3 separate regions of the Mus musculus genome follow, and all the other regions are linked to region 2. A link is a contact called in ENCODE Hi-C or POLR2A ChIA-PET data. All regions are on one chromosome and are shown on one strand. The core of a region is the stretch at or near the end of the contact, and the rest is flanking DNA. Distances in the headings are between cores, read along the strand shown.

Region 1 (2,750 bases), core at 100-2,599, 500 kb before region 2:
CACTCACATTGGAAGTCTCCCAAGTTGTTAGCACCCCCCGTTGTGGTACCACCTAAGCAATGCTGCAGCACGCTCTGTTCTCCACGATTACAAAGGTTTCTTTCTCACTCCTGTTTCAGTTGTGAAGCTCCAACCGGGGACCTGGTGCTAAAGAGAGCCTGGATGTTAAGACACAAGCCTTGGCTAGGCATGGTGACACACAACCTGTAATCTCAGCACTTGCCAGTCTGGGGCAGGTGCATCTGAGTTTGAAGCCAACCTGGTACATATATAGTGAGTTCCTGGGCAGACAAGGCTATGTAGAGAAGAGAGATCCTGTTTTAAACTAAACCAAACCAAAGCCCTGGGATAGTGAGAAAGGAGCAACTACCCAGCTGCGAGGGGCTCTTTCACCCACGTTCTGATGGTAAGAACAATTTGTATGGTCAAGTATGAACTAAGGATAGGAAAATCCCTGGGCATATTAAAGACAGCCATATAGCAGGCTGAGCACTTAAATATGTACTCTATCAAATGCTCATTACTCTCTCCCCCAAGGATTAAACAAGTCTTTCTTCTCAGATATTTAGAGGCTCACCAGTGGTTTCTGTTTGTGCTCTCTTTAATGTCTACACTGCTATAGATGTTGATTTTCCTAAGCGGATGTGTGCCCTTTCTAAGCAAGTCGGCAATAATTACAACTCTGGGAGCTAGGAGGGGCAAAAGGAACACGGTAAGTAAATGTAATGTTGCAAATGCTCTTGTTGGCAGTGTGCTGGAGAGCTTGGGGGAAGTTTTAAAGTCATATACATATGTATGCAATCCTCCCCTGTGTGTGTATACATTTTCAGTGGAAAGATGGAGAATAGGGAGACAGAATGGTTAGCTAGATCCCAGGAATCTGGGGAGGTCAACCCATTTACATTTTTGAATGTTTTTCTGACCCAAAGTCTACACTTTCCTGTGCCTAGTTTAGGTCCCCAAAAGAAAGAAATAAAACAGAAAACACACGGAAGAAAGGTATTTCTTCTTCTAGTAACTACATATCAACGTGGTGTGGTCTTTTCACTTGTGCGTATTCACTGATGAAATCGGATTAGCTCTCTCTAGCGCAAAAACGTGAGCTTTAATAAGAAAAGGAAAAGGGGAAGCTGAGAAGCCGAGATAGCACAAAGCCATGGAGCAAGTAAGGAGAAAACTTACTAAGAGAAAAAACGGAGGAAGAAAAGACCCAAACAGGAAACTCAGTAACTTGAGGAAAGGGCTCTTACTGGTCCCCAGTTTACTGCAGGCCACTTGTCCCCAGTCTCCCGCAGCTGGTGCTGGAATGTGGAGGTCAGGCGCGCCCCCTGCCGGCCGGGAGAGGCGAGGGCGGTCGCGGCTCGGCAGGGTCCGGCACGCGGAGACCCTTGGGTGGCCAGGTCCGGGGATGGAGTTTGCAGCCGAGGCTGCCGGCCAGGATTTAGAAAGGCGTCCATTTCGGCCAGCAGAGTGGCGGCGTGGAGCGACGCGAGCGCCCGAGCGCATGTGGTCGGGCTCAAAACCCGGCCTGGGCGTCGCACGCCCACTCCCCAGCCGCGCCGTGGTTAGGGATGCTCGGTAGTGTTCTCTCCCACTTCACTGCCACCAAACGCGGTGACTACGTTTAGTTCTCTACTTCGCTACGCATCCTTGGGCGCCAACGTCGCCGACTAACTGTCCACTTTAAGGTCGGCCTTTCTCCCATGCAAGGCACCCCACGCCCCTGTGCACTCGCCCTCCCTGGCGCCCCAAAACCGTAGGGCCTCACAGGAACTACACAGCACGGGCCAGGGGAAAGCGGCGGTACCGGGGAAGGGGACCGGAAACCCGCGTCTCTCTTCCCGGAACCAGCTTCCACCGCCTTCTGCCAATCCAGCCTTTTAAGGAGGAGCTCCGCACAGCGACTGGGCAAGGCTGTGCGCTTGCGCGGCTCGGGTACCCTCCCGGAACCGTGAGTATCTACGTGGAGGCACTGCAGGGTGGCCAGCGGGCTGTGTGGGCGCCAAGCCTCCACCCGAGGGTCCGAAAGGAGTCTCTGCAGAGCCCTGCTCCCACCATGCTGGGTTCCCGGGACTCTTTCGTGGGCGCGAGGGAAGCGCATCTGTGGCCCCCGGGTGTCGTGCGGGACGTGCTTTTTGTCCCGCGGGTTGTCCGCCAGTATTGTCCGCTCCAGCCCCCAGGGTGACTCCATCCACTCTGCCGTAGGGAGCCTTCTAGGGTCAAAAGGCAGGGCGAACCCTTAGGATTTAGCAGAAGTACGCATTTGGCTCCTTTGTCCTAGCTGAACATGAGGATGTAGGTTGGCGGACCAAACAAACAAAAATGTGGGAGCTGGGTCCAGACAGATCAGGTGCCCAGGGCCGTCACTGTCACTTCGTGTACCGTTCTTTATGTAATGCCCAAGTAGTAACAGGAGCCTGTAGGGTGCCACAGTAGTTAGAGATTTCTAGGCGTTTCCTCCTCAGAGTTATTAGTTGACACCAATTCAGAGCCAATTTTCACTTCCCTCAAGTCTCGGAGGAAAAGCTGTTGAAGAAATTGGATGCACCTCAGTCTATTTCTTAGTTTGAACTTGTAATAACGTCAACAGCTTTTCCAAGTTACTTAAGTAAGATACAGCACTCAACTTCTGACTCTGGTGACACTCAGGATTCTTTTTGCATGACAGGTCTCAGCAGAGATAGACAGAAGAAATGGCCCTGGTACCCTATGAGGAGAGCGCGGCAATAGGGCTCCAGAAATTCCATAAG
Region 2 (3,042 bases), core at 415-2,914:
TCCTGGGAAGCCCAGGCCTTTACTGCCATTTGCTCAAGTCATGGAGCTGATCGGAGGCAGCACATTGTAAGCAAGGCATCAATTATGCAAAGAATTTTGTTTCTTTGACCAACAAGAATGTCAGGCACTAAAGGGCAAATAAACCGGCTTTTCTCCAATCTTAGTAATTAATTTCCTCTGGGGGAAATGGGTGATCTTTTGTTTTATGAAACAAATGTAATGTTCTTATCAATAGAAAGGAATGATATGGAGTCGATTAAATTGTATTTCTCCCATTGAAGGTATAAGGACGTTTCTCGTGTCTAAGTACTGAATTCTGTAGTTATTCTAAAGGAGTCCAGCTTTCGGTGTATTTTGGAGAAGGCACACGAGCCATTTAAGGTCAAGCAAACAAATGGGCAACTCTTAACCACGTGCATTGCACAGGTTTCCATTTCTGAGCTTGCAGAATCTTGAGATCTTTAGAGCCCTGCTCCATACCTGCTCCATGAAGTTACTGGATAAACCTCTTGTAAGGATCTGCTAGCTAACTGCTCCCCGCTCCAGCCTGCACCCTAATTCGACCCACGCTCCCCCTATTCTCTTTCATGCACACGCTTAGATGCTGGACACCAGACTCCTGGCCAGGTTTTAGGCTCAGTTCAGAGGAAAAGGAGGGCGGTAGGCGATCGGCGGCGCGCACGGAGGCGCGCGGGCCGGGGCGGGGACAGCGTGCAGCGTCGGGGGCGGGCGCAAGCTAGTCTCCGTGCAGCTCGCCTTTGTTCTCTGCCATTGTGAGGCACTTCCTCTCTGGCACTTCATTTCGGCACCCTGTGGGGAATTCGGAACTGGCTTTTGGGCTTTAGTCTGGGGTACGTGACGCTGTCCTGAGCCTGGGCTCTCCCTTGCTACCCTTCTTCCCCATGCTTGGCGGAAGGCCGAGTGCAAAGAGCTCCTTGCCCCCGACCGCTGCGCCGCCGCTCTACCGGCTGCTCCCGCAGGAGGCATCTTAACCCAGGACCGGGACCGCACCTCCCGATCGGCCACCGCGGCAACCCGTCCCCTCGGATCTGCACTGGGTACGGGCGCCGGCGGCTCGGGCGAGCCCTGCAGCGAGGGTCGGAGGCCAGCGCGCAGCCCGAACCCGGCCGCCTAGGCGTCCCAGGAGCCAGCGCAAGTGTCGCAGCAACACTCCCTGGCGCTCAAGCTCCCCGGCCGCCTGGCGGACTCCTCTACCCCTTTATATAGCCCTCTAAAAATAGCTTGCCTCGTACCGCCTTGTAAGGCAGCAGGGAGATCCGCAGCGCGCCAATCGGCGGCTGCCGTCGGGGCCAGGCCCCGCCCCATGGTCCTCTCCGAGTGCCGCATTGGTCCTCAGTGACTTCATGAGCCCCCTGTTTACCTTACATGGTCACACGCGGCCTAATGGACGCCCTCCTCCGAGATCCCACGGCTGCGCGCAAAACGGGGCGGAGGGAGGGAGTTTGGGGAGGGGGAAGAGCAGGAGGAGGAGACAAGGGGGGGGGACTACAAACTAGCGAGGATGGGGTGGGGGGTGGGGAGGGAAGGGAAGGGGTGGGGGGGGAGAGAAGCGATCGCGAGAAAAAAAATGCAACCTCCCAAAATAAAGAGCAAAGATTGCATTAGGAGCGAACAGCGCTGCAGATATAGATGGCAGCTTCGTGTCAGTGAGTTTGCGTTCCCCTTCCTGATCCACGCGCTGGAGTGATTAGAGCCCTGGAAGGGAATTGTTACTCCCGTGAAGTCCCCTTTTCCTGGCAGTCATCTGCACTGTACACGCTGGATCCCTCTCTCCGATCCACCCCACTCACTCGCTCCTCTCTCACCTCCTCTCTCACCTCCTCTCTCTCCCTCCTCTCTCACCTCCTCTCTCCCTCTCTCCTGCATTGATTTTTTTTCTCTCCTTTTTTTAGTTGACTGAAACAAAACAAAACAAAAGGGCCACTGGATGTCTGCCTTCTTGGGGGGTGAGCCAGACAGACTGACAAACAAACAGACCCAGCTGAGCTCGGGGGAGGGTTTCTCCTCCGGTTTTGCCCGGCAGCAGCAGCATGGACGTGTTGGCTAGTTATAGTATATTCCAGGAGCTACAACTTGTCCACGACACCGGCTACTTCTCAGCTTTGCCATCCCTGGAGGAGACCTGGCAGCAGGTGAATGATTTAAATTACTTGTGTAAATCGTGTGGCGGCGGCGGAGACGCAGGGGCTGCGTTTGGTGTGGGCTTTGAGTTGAAATTTTTTTAATTAATTTTTTCTTTTTATTTATTTATTTATTTTTTGGCTGTGTGTTGTTTAAAATGTTTTGTGAAACAATCATATGCGCTTACCTCTCCACCCACCCCTAGCCCCTTAGTGTGTTGAGCTGAGCCGGTCCTAGCTGCCTGCATTTCTGTCACCAACACACATCCTTGCGCACACGTTGTCGGCTCGCTGTCCCCTAGCAGAGAATTGCTGGCGAACTTCTCGGGTTTGGAGGAGCCGGGTGGGAAGGTGGTCGAGCAATGGTTGACAGGATACCACGTTCCTAGATGCAGGAGTTCTGACCTTAGTACTTAAATCAGCTTTATCCATTTCAACTGGTCCTGAAGACCGTCAAGGGGGGTGGGGGGAAGCACGGAGTGTTTTTCCCAGTAATTTACTGAGTGTCAATAAAGAATAGGAGCTTGATTTTTAGATACAAGGTGAGCTGTACGAAGAGAAGCCAGGTGACAAAAGATGCTTAAGGATATGTACAAGGAAGATGAGAAGATATGTCTCTCTTAGGCTGACAATGTATTGTATGGTTTCTCTAGCTAATGCCTCCAGAGAGAGCAGCCTGTACTGTGTCCTTGCTTTTTGTTTGTTTGTTTGGGGTGCCTCTCAGGTTAGCACCACCTTGGACAAAGGGTGGTGTGTGCTTCCTTGCTTCCCTACTTTGTCTTAGAGGACTAGTTAAGAAAACTCCTAGGATGCTAAAGGGTACCGGTGCCAAGTTCTCTTGGCATCTCCGGGAGGTTGAAGCCTGACTGGGGACAAGTTCACTGGGCTTTGTGAAGTGGAA
Region 3 (2,724 bases), core at 66-2,565, 390 kb after region 2:
AGAGTTACACTCCTGGGCTAGCTTTTTATAATTCACAGGGGTTGGTCTTACTTTCTTGGTGAACACATCTTCACTGGAGGTATGATGAAAGTTTATTTTCTTTAAATCATGATCAGATGTCCCATCAGAGACAAAAGAATGTTTTGCATCAAAGGACAGTCTTCTAGGACAAAGCAGCCTATCAGGTTTAAAAACGGCTGAATGGCTTATGCCTTTAGTTTGAATACAACCATCTACTGATTTAGAAATAAATATATCCTGAAAGAGGTATCTAACAGATGGTTGCAATCCCTCATCAAAAACATTTAGCCGATGGTTTCTTGGGTTCCATTTTGAATGAATAACCTCTGGTCTGCAAGTTCCCAATGGATCTATCCTCAAAGCTCTGCTTCTTGGAAGTAACGTACTGAATCGTCGGATGGTCCATAACAAGGAACGTGCTTTGCTATTCATTCTGCTATCTATTGGCACACTTTCAAATACCCAAGATGCAACGCAAGTTGCCGTCTTTCTAAAAAAGAGCACATGCTGTGGACTGTCCTGTAGAGGATAGGTAAATAAAAGAAATAATGGTTAAAAACTGTTGCTTAAATAAGGGAAATGCATCTAACAGGGGCTTGCATGGGCACCGACGAGCCGCTAGAGTTTTATATTAAAATGGAACATGTCCTCGGTATGCTTCCTCCACGTTTATTTCATCTTTGTAAAAGTACCCAGGTCAATCACTTTAGCAGTTGTGGATAAAGTAGTTTCAATCAGTCAATCAATAAATGTGGATAAAGTAGCATAGATAGGTAGGTAAACTGAGAGATAGAAATAGACAGCTAGAAAGATAGATAAGACAGACAGAAAGATAGATAAGAATGTCTTGTGTAGGTGTTCAATATCGGCTAAGGAGAACTTTGTTAACACTACTTTGGAGGCCTTCACTGAAAACTGTATCATTGATGGACACTTCAGATCATCTTGCATTGGCCAAAAGCGAACTGTTAAGAAAACGTACTCGGACAGGTCGGTCTTGGTTAGGGACGGAATTAAAGAAAAAAAGCGATGTCCTTCCCGCCTGAGAATCTACAATCAGCCAGGTTCATCAAGATCCCGGAACCGGAGTCGGTGTCTTTCCGCAAATGGGCCGCCCAGCACTGCCCTAAACTTAAGACCCAGGCCACTTCCCAAACTTTTCTCCCCTAGGTAAAAAGACAAGTACGATCCGGCCCGCGATTCCGCTTCTGCTTGCCATCCACTCACCTTCGAACAGAACCCCGTGACTACACATAGGCGCAGCCATGACAGTTCCTCCTCAAGCGGCGCGTCTGGTGACGTATTACGGATTCTTTTATAAGTCAAAAAGCATCGGTTCTCAGCGACCGCGGAGGCCATGTGCAAATAGGGAGGAAAACCTTCCAGAAAGAATAGTTTCTATTCTCTGATGAAAAGATAGAAGCGAGAGCCTTAGGAAAACACGGAGCTTATAAAGTTCATCTATTGTTGTTTATGGAAACTCAAAACATTCAAATAGTGACTTTGAACTTTTAGCCCCTGGCGGTGCAGCCTCTTTTGAACGCGCCTGCGCCAGTTTTAGTACCCGCCGCGGTTGCCAGGAAACCGTGACGCCACGGTCCCAGTTTCTAGGTCTTGCTAGAAATCATGGCCAAATTTGTGATCGCGGGTGAGTGCTTCTCTAGTAAGCCCACAGATCTCTTCCCATGGGTGGTCAGCCTTGTTAACTGGCTTCTGTTCTTCAGCCCCATCCTTTAGAAGGATCATCTCAGGCTTTCTAGGCATTCATTTAAAGACGCTTGATACACAGTGGCAATGTGTCAAAGTCAGATGAGCAATGGGGACACGTTGGGGAAAATTCCCACCTCTGCCCTTGGCCAGTTTTAATTCCCACAAAACGTATAAGGGGTACAAAACGTATAAGGAATTCCTCTGATCTGCTGTGACTAATGTAATGATGGACAACTGCACAGGCCTCGGCGGGGTTGGCGGGAAAAGGAGCATAAGGAATGGATGGAGAGAAGGAAATAACTAAGCTATTAAAGAAACCAACCTCCAGATAAAGGCAAAGAGCTAGAAGATCTGTAGTCTAATGGAGGACCTGGATGTGGGAATGTCGCAGGGCCTGGGTTAGAATTACAAAATATAAACTAGATATTTAGTTTAAACAACAACAACAACAAAAGTTTGTACTAAATCTTGAACAAAATTTAACGAATTTAGGTAAAAATAATGTCAAAGTGTCAATTCGTCTACATTTTTAATGTAGACCATCTTGACAGCTGGAAGCAACACCACTACTTACTGGAACAGGCTGTTGACTGTATCTGCTTCCTCTTCTTTCACCAAGTATCTTTTTTTTCCTTTTTATTATTATTTTTTATTAGGTATTTATTTCATTTACATTTCTAATGCTATCCCAAAAGTCCCCCACCCACCCACTCCCACTTCTTTCACCAAGTATCTTAAAAGAGCTCCCTACTGTTCTATCCTTCCTTCCACTCAGTCTGGCTTCTCCTTTGGCCTTCCTATACAAACTATTTTGGCCACAATCACTTCTTTATTACACAATTGGAATTTACCATCCCTTTGGAAGTACATCTTTTGCTTCACTATACATTCAGATAAATATTTTTTTTTTTAGCACTAGAAAACGGGATGGTGGGAATACATACAGTAAAAACTTTCAGGACACTTTGTATATAACAGTAACAGGTCAGTGTT

What was found. Hi-C counts contacts between places; a loop is a spot of excess contacts on that map. ChIA-PET counts read pairs that join two places held with the same protein, here RNA polymerase II (POLR2A).
Region 1: a loop to region 2 is called in a map of T-helper 1 cell, with 2.2 times the contacts of the local background. The contact joins the promoter of Mettl21a here to the promoter of Klf7 in region 2. A Hi-C loop is called at or near these places in 1 of 37 maps with a recorded cell type or tissue (T-helper 1 cell). POLR2A ChIA-PET finds 5 or more read pairs at or near these places in 2 of 5 experiments (Patski and embryonic stem cell).
Region 3: a map of heart shows a loop between it and region 2 (2.0-fold over the local background). The contact joins the promoter of Fastkd2 here to the promoter of Klf7 in region 2. A Hi-C loop is called at or near these places in 1 of 37 maps with a recorded cell type or tissue (heart). POLR2A ChIA-PET finds 5 or more read pairs at or near these places in 2 of 5 experiments (Patski and embryonic stem cell).

Annotation. Positions count from the first base shown.
Region 1 is chr1:64,616,363-64,619,112 of GRCm38, reverse strand. Mettl21a (methyltransferase like 21A) reads left to right here and starts at 1,349. Exons shown (of 3, transcript NM_025964.4): 1 at 1,349-2,750. The coding sequence starts at 2,694.
Region 2 is chr1:64,120,011-64,123,052 of GRCm38, reverse strand. Klf7 (Kruppel-like factor 7 (ubiquitous)) reads left to right here and starts at 1,664. Exons shown (of 4, transcript NM_033563.2): 1 at 1,664-2,153. The coding sequence starts at 2,052. It overlaps Gm35880 (a long non-coding RNA gene), which reads right to left and starts at 1,486. Exons shown (of 3, transcript XR_373464.4): 1 at 1,382-1,486.
Region 3 is chr1:63,729,216-63,731,939 of GRCm38, reverse strand. Fastkd2 (FAST kinase domains 2) reads right to left here and starts at 1,315. Exons shown (of 12, transcript NM_172422.3): 1 at 1,249-1,315; 2 at 1-540. The coding sequence starts at 453. It overlaps Mdh1b (malate dehydrogenase 1B, NAD (soluble)), which reads left to right and starts at 1,622. Exons shown (of 11, transcript NM_029696.4): 1 at 1,622-1,669. The coding sequence starts at 1,648.